Regions from separate parts of the Homo sapiens genome. Here region 2 is linked to region 1. Evidence: chromatin loops called from intact Hi-C (ENCODE). Cell type or tissue: Calu3. All regions are shown on one strand. Each heading gives the region's core, and the rest is flanking DNA. Links, peaks and the distances in the headings are about the cores only.

Region 1 (5,385 bases), core at 93-5,092:
AAATATTAAGTATGTCTATGCATGAACATTAAATATCTCTCAAGTTATATAAATCTTCATGTAAGGGTTATTCTGCATGGTAATTTTTGTGAATACTAACGGTTAGCATTATTTAAAGCTTTTATTAATTTACAGTTATTTTTTAATATTATTGAAACAAAGATCTACATTTTGGGATTTATTGATTATTTTCTCTACCATTTTTTGGTGATAGATTTTTTCTATAAATATAATATAGATATATTTGATGGCTTTGTATAGACACATATAAACATACTTACATTAAAATTATTTATATGACAAAAATAATCAATATACCTCTTTTTAAACTCCTTTGATTTTTAAAATATTGATGATGCTTTAAAGAATCCCACCAAACTCTATCTATGTTTTATTGTTTGCAACATTTTTATTTGTCATGAAGCTATCTTGTTTCAAGAAAAAATAGTAATAATTTTTCAGCTTCATTGAAGATTGTATTCACTTCTATGATATAAGATAAACATTTCTTTTTTGGTTTAATATTATATGCTTTGAATTATTCTTTAAGAAGAATTCACTCTGTTTTCTTATTTTTCTGGTGATAACCTCATATCCTTGACCAGCCTTGTATTTTAACTCTTTCTGATATATTACTGCAAACAGATGTAGTCGGATTGTTATTGAAGATGTATTTTTAGGTTTATATCTAGATTGTTAGCTTTTTGGAAGGAAGAACTGTCCTTTAGATATTTTTGTATCCCCTGAGCAATCTCTACATTGTTCTGAATATTAGAGAAAGCCGTTAGAACTTTGATCTATTAATTCTGAAATAGCATCTTTTATGAATTGTCAATGTAAAAGGTTATAGTTTAAAAATCTTGGGACCTTTTACCTTAGATATTAGTTTGCTATCACAATGCCATTTAACTTGTCTGTCTTACACTGTCTCTAGGTAAAAAAGAAGGAAAATTGCGCTTCTTCATCAGGAAAACAGTCAGAGGTTCCCAGAGTAAAGGCACTTAGTGAAATGCGAGTTAACATTATTATGTCTTCCATAAAACGTAGCACAGGTGCTACCAGTTTTTCACAAAATAAATTTCCAGAGCCCAGACAATACTTACTCATCATAGAGGTCACAGTTTACATTTTTGCTGAGATGGTATTAAAGCGTCACCTGATTCAAATCTAGCTAAGAACCAGAGAAATAAACGAATTGGTTAAGTCTGCTCAAAGTGACAAGCTGCCGGCTGGCAGACAAAGCGTTTAGAAACCAGGCTGAAAATGCTACATCTAATTTTACTTAGGACATAAGAAGAGATCCAGAAGACTGGTCTGTTTACTGGCAATGAAACACATATTCCCACGCTTAATTCTTAGATCATCTGGGAGGCGAAGGGCTTGTAGAGGAAGAAGGCAGCTCATTTCCATGGATGTTTATCAAATTATTATAAAATTGTGTGTGATATAATGTAAAGTTTGACACAGAGAATGTCATATTTTTGTTACAAAAGTAAACGTTGTTATTTAAAATTTCTAACAGGAAAGAAAGCAAATGTTTAGCATTCTAAATTATATGACTGTATGTACATTTTTTTCTAATGACTTTCTATTAGAATATTGAGAAGGTTCAGAGGTATATTTCTTTCCATTGTTCATGTGCTGTGCACGCAAACACATCTCATATATTCTGGTGGTAGAATAAGAATATGCTGCAAATAGAGAGGGCAGTAAAAAGTCTACAAGTTCTAGTGGCTTCACAAGGGCAATCTAAACTCTTCCAGGGAAAGGCCCGTGATATAAAGTCTTGCTATACAGACAATGGTAAATCTTTCCACTTAGCTTTCTATTTTCTTTCGGGCTTTGATTAGCAGGCCATGTAATTATTCATTCATTTTTGGAGTTGTGTGGCCTCTAGTGGTGTGTAGAAATATCATACAATGAATATTACAAACCTGAACATGTCTGTCTCCCAAGATTGAGAATTCTAAAAGATGCTAAGTATTATTTTAACTTAAAACAATTAGGTATACATTACTTTGACGTCGTAGGATGTTCTTATTTGATAGTTTTAGATTTTGGTATCCTGTTTGGTCTAAAGTTGCTGTTATCCCTCTCTGTATATTTGTTAGAAAATTATGTGAAAATGATTATTCTGGTTTTCTTCAAATTGTTTCTTACATTTTTCCCAGAGATCAGTGCCAAAATTTAGAATTTATAAGAAGATATTTTCCTTGAATAATAAAAATTATTTTCAAGAGCATAATCAATTTTTTAAATTTTGCTTAAGAGTTTTCTAGGCATTTTGCCTTTAACCCAAAATTGAGATGTAATTTATAGTGTGTTTTTTAGATTACCTATTTTTTACCGAAAATTCTGAGGCTTCTATTTACAAGCCTTAATACCAGATCTGACAGAATTAATGCGCTGATGGAGAGAGAGCAAAATTAATGTCACTATATTGTGTTTGATATGAAAAATGGCCACTCGCTTCTTGGTCCAGAATCGCTATATGTTGAAAGATCTTAAACGGCAGGGTAATTAGGCTTGTGAATCAATTTACCAATGTGTTCATCAAGAAATATTGAACTAGCTAGTTCATATCTTCAAAACATATTACTGTTTCAACTTCATTCTATATTTTAGTAAATTGGATCTGTTCCCTATTCTGATAAAGAAAAAATAGTATTAATTCTAAGGGGGACTCCAACAAATAGGAAAAATGTACATCTTGCCACAATAGGCAGTTTGGCATTAGTGTCTTTCGACATGTGGCACTAAACGTAGTACAGGGATTACCACTGGGACTGCCAAAATTTTTTTTCTGTGACATTCTTCTTTTCTATTTTAAAACCTTATAGATTCCAAACCTTAAAAAAACACTGAAAGCAGATGGTAGTATGTTCCACAGTTAAAGTATTTTCAAATTTATTACAAAGTATTCGCCTGCTGCTGGAGTTATTCACTAGACTACAGCTTTCAAAGACACTTCTCAATTCATCATGTTTACTAGTACAATTCCCCTCAGGTTTTAATGAAGGAGTTTACGACTAGAGATTAGAAGATAAAGACAATGCTGTATTTAGTGAGAAACGTGAGGTGATGATAAGAAAATATAAACTAGGTGTCTCCTGATGCCCTTTGCAAGAGATTATTCTGCAGCTTTATCACACTTAAACTTTATAGGTAAACTGAAGAAAATGAAGCATAGAAATATGTGAGCTATTTACTAGCAGTTATTGAAAATGGGTTTTTGATTTAGTTGCCAACTGAAAATTCAGAATCAAAATAAAACCCTTTCATGGCCATCAGCAAATACGACTTTCTAAATAAGAATAATGAATATTGCCTACATAAATGATCCCCATGTTAATTCATCCAAGATCTTTTAGAGCCAGAATAGAACTATTTTAATAGAATTCTGATACTCTAACATTAAAAAGTCACTTGTATACACACATAAAACCATATTATATAAAAGCCTGAGAAAAACAGCATTCCCATGCTGAAATTGACAAGGCGAGAGTGAATACTCTTTGAAAGAGCAAAATTCTTGACAGTTGCCAAAATCTCTCAATTCTAATATTACCAAAGTATTTAGTGGTGGGAAAAATTGAACTCTATTTGTTTGGAAAAAGTTTCTGGGTTGAAAGGGAATGATAAGAAGGATATACTCTGAGGAAAGGGTTTATATATTGGGGTATATTTTTATGTCAATAGAGCGAGATGTCATGTTTGAGTTTCAGTTTCATCTTATTCTTTTATCCATCAATATTTCTTGGCCATGTTGCTTCTTTTAATATTGCATTATTGATGTTTTCAAATGTGGATACAAATATAGAAATTAGTATTATGAATTCTCACATATACAACATCCATCTTGAACCATATTAATACCTTGTATTCTTTATTTGTTAAGGTCAAGACACAAAAAGTTTGGTTAAATAGACACAATATGAGACTAGCATCAGAAATTTCTAAGCCTTTTAGGGCAATGCTTAGCAATCACACCCCTCTACCCAAGCGAAATACAACTAGGGCAAACATTCAAATATAGATTTTAGCTTTGTTCACAGCAGGGTGTTAAAGCTGAAAGGCAGGTTAGTTATTAATTTATTAAAACTTAAATACTAAGAATACTAAGAATTTTAGCCTTTATTTGCCTGCTACTATATGCTTTCTCTTATCCTTCTCTTTCCACATTTGAAAAATGTATAAAGACAAGGAAACAACAAGTAGATAGATACACACACACAAGTGCTATGATAAACCAATATTTATACACATGTAAATACTAATATATAGCAAACTGATACACATCAGTTTATAGTTTTTATATATATAAACTATATAGAGTAAACTATTTTTATCTGTGTAAATAAACATGTTTATGTTCATATATTTATATAACAGCGAAATTGTTATATTTATAAAACAATAGAATTATTTATGTATATTTGTATGTTTATATATGTTTATTTACATGGATACAAATATCAGTTTACTATAGCAGTTGGTAAAAGTTTTAAAAATAAAGTATTCTTAATACCAGAAAATTTGTATTTAGGTTCCAAGCACCAAAGCTTGATTTTCTGCCAACCATTATACTACAGAGAAGTCCTCAAACTCACAGCCTTCACTTACAGACCTTTAGAAAAGAAAAGAGGAGGCTAGGCATGGTGGCTCACGCCTGTAATCCCAGCACTTTGGGAGGTCGAGGCGAGTGGATCACGAGGTCAGGAGTTCAAGACCAGCCTGGCCAAGATGGTGAAACCCCGTCTCTACTGAAAATACAAAAAAAATTAGCTGGGCGTGGCGGCGGGTGCCTGTAATCCCAGCTACTCGGCAGGCTGAGGCAGAGAATTGCTTGAACCCGGGAGGCGGAGGTTGCAGTGAGCCAAGATCATGCCACGGCACTCCAGCCTGGGTGACAGAGCCAGACTACGTCTAGTTTTGGTCAATATCTCCTTAGAATTATTTCTAGATTTAGTAATTCAGTGAAATTCAATTAAAATTTAAAGTTACTTGAAATGCTTACGAAGTTGGAGATAATATCTCTAAATCATCTCTAAATATTTAGAGATTTTTATTTATAAATATTACCTTCAACTTACTGTTTCATATAATTAAAAAAATCATTTCCACGCAGGGTAGCATGAGTAGATCTCCCAGTTTTCCTGTGAAAAGCTCACCTATCACATGTTTATCTCAATGTGGAATAATATCAGAAAGAACAAAAGACAAGGTCTTTGTTATGAATGGCCATATCTGCTGCCTCAGTGGGAGAAATTCTAAGATGAACCTCTGTGTTTTGATACTTCTGTATAGGCTTAAAGTAAACTTTTTTTTCCTAAACCTTTCTTGTTTGACAAAGTTCAGCTTGACTTTCTAAATAAGATTAATGCT
Region 2 (5,385 bases), core at 78-5,077, 120 kb before region 1:
TGTTGAGTCTCCCACAATCACCGTTGTTCCTGGCCCAGACTTCAATCCGGCCTCCCACATTATTCTGGATACCACACCTGACCCTCATGACTGCATCTCTCTGATCCACCTGATGTTCATCCCATTTCCCCACATTTCCTTCTTCCCTGTTTCTCACCCTGATCACACTTGGTTTATTGATGGCAGTTCCACCAGGCCTAATCGCCACTCACCAGCAAAGGCAGGCTATGCTATAGTATCTTCCACATCATTCATTGAGGCTACCGCTCTGCCCCCCTCCACTACCTCTCAGCAAGCCGAACTAGTTGCCTTAACTCAAGCCCTCACTCTTGCAAAAGGACTATGCATTGATATCTATACTGATTCTAAATATGTCTTTCATATTCTGCACCACCATGCGGTCATATGGGCTGAAAGAGGTTTTCTCACTACACAAGGGTCCTCCATCATTAATGTCTCTTTAATAAAAACTCTACTCAAGGCCGCTTTACTTCCAAAGGAAGCTGGGGTCATTCACTGCAAGGGGCATCAAAAGGCGTAAGATCCCATTGCTCTAGGCAACCCTTATACTGATAAGGTGGCTAGACAAGCAGCTAGCCCTCCAACTTCTGTCCCTCACGGCCAGTTTTTCTCCTTCACATTGGTCACTCCCACCTACTCCCCTGCTGAAACTTCCACCTATCAATCTCTTCCCACACAAGGCAAATAGTTCTTAGACCAAGGAAAATATCTCCTTCCAGCCTCAAGGCCCATTCTATTCTGTCGTCATTTCATAACCTCTTCCATGTAGGTTACAAGCCACTAGCCCATCTCTTAGAACCTCTCATTTCCTTTCCATCACGGAAATCTATCCTGAAGGAGATCACTTCTCAGTGTTTCATCTGCTATTCTACTACCCCTCATGGATTGTTCAGGCCCCCTCCCTTTTCTACACATCAAGCTCAGGGATTTGTCCCTGCCCAGGACTGGCAAATTGACTTTACTCACATGCCTTGAGTCAGAAAACTAAAATATCTCTTAGTCTAAGTAGACACTTTCACTAGATGGGTAGAGGCCTTTCCTACAAGGTCTGAGAAGGCCACCACAGTCATTTCTACCCTTCTGTCAGACATAATTCTTCAGTTTAGCCTTCCCACCTCTATACAGTCTGATAACAGACCAGCCTTTATGAGTCAAATCAGCCAAGCAGTTTTTCAGGTTCTTAGTATTCAGTGAAACCTTTATATTCCTTATAGTCCTCAGTCTTCAGGAAAAGTAGAACAGACTAATGGTCTTTTAAAAACACACCTCACCAAGCTCAGCCACCAACTTAAAAAGGACTGGACGATACTTTTACCACTTTCGCTTCTCAGAATTCAGGCCTATCCTTGGAATGCTACAAGGTACAGCCCATTTAAGCTCCTGTATAGACGTTCCCTTTTATTAGGCCCCAGTCTCATTCCAGACACCAGACCAACTTAGACTGTGCCCCAAAAAACTTGTCATCCCTACTATCTTCTGTCTAGTCATACTCCTATTCACCGTTCTCAACTACTCATACTTGCTCTGCTCTTGTTTACACTGTTTCTCCAAGCCATCACAGCTAATATCTCCTGGTGCTATCCCCAAACCGCCACTCTAAATTCTTGAAGTAAATAAATAATCTTTGCTGGCAGGACTATGCTGAATCTCCTTAGGCACTCTCTAATCAGATGTCCTGGCTCCTCCCAATTCTTAGGCCTTTTATAGCTGTTTTTCTCCTTCTCTTATTCCATTTAGTTTTTCAATTTATACAAAACCGTATCCAGGCCATCACCAATAACTCTACACGACAAATGTTTCTCCTAAAAACCCCATAGTATCACCCCTTACCACAAAATCTTCCTTCAGCTTAATCTCTCCCACTCTACGTTCCCACGCCGCCCCAATCCAGCTCGAAGCAGCCCTGAGAAACATCACCCATTCTCTCTCTCCATACATACCACCCCCCAAAAATTTTCACCGCCCCCACACTTCAACACTATTTTGTTTTATTTTTCTTATTAATATAAGAAGGCAGGAATGTCAGGCCTCTGAGCCCAAGCCAAGCCATCGCATCCCCTGTGACTTGCATGTATATGCCCAGATGGCCTGAAGCAACTGAAGAATCACAAAAGAAGTGAAAATGCCCTGCCCCACCTTAACTGATGACGTTCCACCACAAAAGAAGTGTAAATGGCCGGTCCTTGCCTTAAGTGATGACATTACCTTGTGAAAGTCCTTTTCCTGGCTCATCTGGCTCAAAAAGCACCCCCACTGAGCACCTTGCGACCCCCACTCCTGCCCGCCAGAGAACAAACCCCCTTTGACTGTAATTTTCCTTTACCTACCCAAATCCTATAAAACGGCCCCACCCTTATCTGCCTTCGCTGACTCTCTTTTCAGACTCAGCCCGCCTGCACCCAGGTGAAATAAACAGCCATGTTGCTCACACAAAGCCTGTTTGGTGGTCTCTTCACACGGACACGCATGAAACATATAGTCTTGAAAAATTAATTAAACATTCATCTAAAGAAGTTAGAAAATGCAAAGAAGTGTAAGGAAAGCAGAGATCATTTAATTTTAAAAAGTAGAGATTAATAAATTTGAAACCTTAAGGAATATTTGAAAAAAAAAGATTTTTTTTGGAAAAGAAACTAGATAATCCACTAGTTAAACAAAGGAGACTGGAAAGATAAAAAAAAAAAAATGCTAGTTTAAAAGTAAAAATGGAAAAACTGTTACATTGGGAAATAAAATCCTTCGCTAAAACATATTCATATTAGCCTTAAAATCTGGATAAAACAGATTTTTTAGAAAAATATAAATTACCTAAATTTACTCAAAAAATAACTTACAGGAAAAAAAGGCAGATAGGAGGCAGTACTAACTTGCAGTTCCCACTCGGATAGACAGAACAGCGTGTAGAGACTCCCTTTGTAAACATTTGCTGAAGAACTACCACAGGAACATACCAGGAAAACTGAAAGAATTCACAGACCCTTTGAAAGAGGCAGCTTGTCACTGCAAACTCCATAAGACGGCCAAAAAACTGAGTAGCCAAAGTGTGAGGGGGGAAAGTCCACCTCGAGCACACATCCTCACTGGGGAACCTGAAAATCCAGATCACAGGAGAAAGATTTAACCTTACTGTAACCGCCCACGGGGTTCACCTTGCCTGCTGCCTAGACAGAGCTGATTCATCAAGACAGGGGAATTGTAATAGAGAAAGAGTAATTCACGCAGAGGCGGCTGTGTGGGAGACCAGAGTTTTATTATTACTCAAATCAGTCTCCCCAGCATTCAGGGAGCAGAGTTTCTAAGGATAACTTGGTGGGTTGTGGGGAGCCAGTGAGCCAGGAGTGCTGATTGATTGACTCCTGAGCCAGGTGTCAGATATGAAATCATGGGGAGTTAAAGCTGTCTTCTTGCACTGAGTCAGTTGTTGGGTGGGGCCACAAGATCAGGTGAGCCAGTTTATTGATCTGGGTGATGCCAGCTAATCCATCAAGTGCAAGTCTGCAAAATATCTCAAGCACTGAATTTAGGAGCAGTTTAGAAAGGGTCAGAATCTTGTAGCCTCCAGCTGCATGACTCCTAAACCATAATTTCAAATCTTGTGGCTAATGTTAGTCCTACAAAGGCAATCTAGTCCCCAGGCAAGAAGGAGGTCTGCTTTGGGAAAGGGCTGTTACTGTCTTTGTTTAAACTATAAACTATAAATTAAATTTCTCCCAAAGTTAGTTCAGCCTAACTTTGGAATGAACAAGGACAGCTTGGAGGTTAGAAACAAGATGGAGTCAGTTAAGTTAGACCTTTTTCACTGTCTCAGTCATGATTTTGCAAAGGCAGTTTCATTACCTAGAGCCAAAACAAATTTAGAGAGCTGAGGGAAATATACAAGTAGAAGAAGCAGTGGGAAGAGCCCTATAGACACTCCTGGTTGGCAGGGAAACCATTTCTGACTTTATCTCACACGGGTCCTTGGGGAGGGCTGCCAGTGAAACTGGGGAAGGACCACAGGGAGAAGGAAACTTCCAGCTGAACTTTGTAATAATTTCAATTGAGCACAGATTTTCCTGGGCAGAATCCAGGCAGGGTGAGGGGTGGGGGGAGGCGGGCTAGGCACGAATTACAAGTGCAGATAGGAGCACAGAAGTCAAGACAGGTGGGGAGAGGGAGGGTCTGAAATCCCAGCAGGGATGCTCGTAGCCTGGGGAAAGATCACAGTCCTCCTTACCAGCTGCCTGGATATAAACTCAGTGCTGTTGGTGGGTATGGTGGGAGTGAGACTGGCCTTGCTGGCTACATGGGAACTGAGTGAGTCCTGTCACTGCCAGCTTTCACCTACTTCCCTGGTGATCTCTATGATGCAGGAGAGGCAGCCATAATCCCCCCAGGAACATAACTCCATTAGGCTGAGAACCACACCCTCATCCCCCACAGTGGCTGCAGCAAGCCTCACCCAAGGAGAGTCTGAGCTCAAACACACCTAACCCTGCCCCCACCTAATGGTCTTTCTCTACCCGCTCTGGTAGCTGAAGACACAAGACATAATCTCTTGGGAGTTCTATGGCCCTGCCCATCATCTGAGAAATTCAAATATTTATTCGGGTGATCTTAGAGCTAGCTCCCATACCCCTATACTACCACTAATGCGCTCTTGAAAGTGCCACCTCCTGACTGGAGGCCAACCAACTCAAGTCATTACAGCAATTAATACAAGAATAAACCTGCTCCAAGAAGAGAGAAAACAACAGTTAATTCCACCGCCTGTAACATCCTGGCTAACCAGAGGTCTTGCGTCTGTCCACAAGACAGCTTCACTGCTAGCACAACAAGCATTCAAGAATCAGCACGCTAAAAAAAACTGTAACCAAGGACCCTCACAGAGTCCACTTTACTCCCTTGTTACCTTCACTGAAGCAGGTGCTGGTATCCATTGCTGAGAGACCTGAAGATGAATTGCGTCACAAGACTCTGTGCAGACACTTCCCAGTACCAGCCCAGAGCCCAGTAGCTCTGTGGAGAGGCTAGACCCAGAAGAGCAATAACAATAACTGTATTCCAGCTCTCAGGAAGCCCCATCCCTAAGGGAAGAGAGAGAATACCACATCAAGGGATCACCCTGTGGAAAAAAATATCTGAACAGCAGTGTGTTGAGACCCAGGTCTTTCCTCTGACACAGTCTACCCAAATGAGAAAGAACCAGAAAAACAATTCTGGTAATATAAAAAAGCAAAATTCTTTAGTACCACCAAAAGATCACACTAGGTCACCAGCAATGGATCTAAACCAAGAAGCAATCTCTGAATTACCAGAAAAAGAATTCAGAGGGTCAATTATTAAGCTACTCAAGGAGGCACCAGAGAATGGTGAAAATGAACT

What was found. Peaks named below come from ENCODE experiments on the same cell type or tissue, not always from the same donor. Only the 100,000 strongest peaks of a DNase experiment are listed, where the experiment ranks them.
Region 2: it touches region 1 in a loop (2.4-fold over the local background); 2 of 110 quality-filtered maps call a loop at or near these places.

What each region holds. Positions count from the first base shown.
Region 1 is chr5:103,939,278-103,944,662 of GRCh38, reverse strand. It overlaps a transcript of LOC105379107 not described here. Among named protein-coding and RNA genes, the nearest start is that of NIHCOLE, 140 kb to the left of the region's middle. In Calu3, for the core only: no CTCF peak of the experiment used is centred there; no DNase peak of the experiment used is centred there.
Region 2 is chr5:104,060,741-104,066,125 of GRCh38, reverse strand. No RefSeq gene overlaps it. Among named protein-coding and RNA genes, the nearest start is that of NIHCOLE, 17 kb to the left of the region's middle. RefSeq lists an enhancer at 1,561-2,525. In Calu3, for the core only: no CTCF peak of the experiment used is centred there; DNase peaks (open chromatin) are centred at 3,155 and 3,445.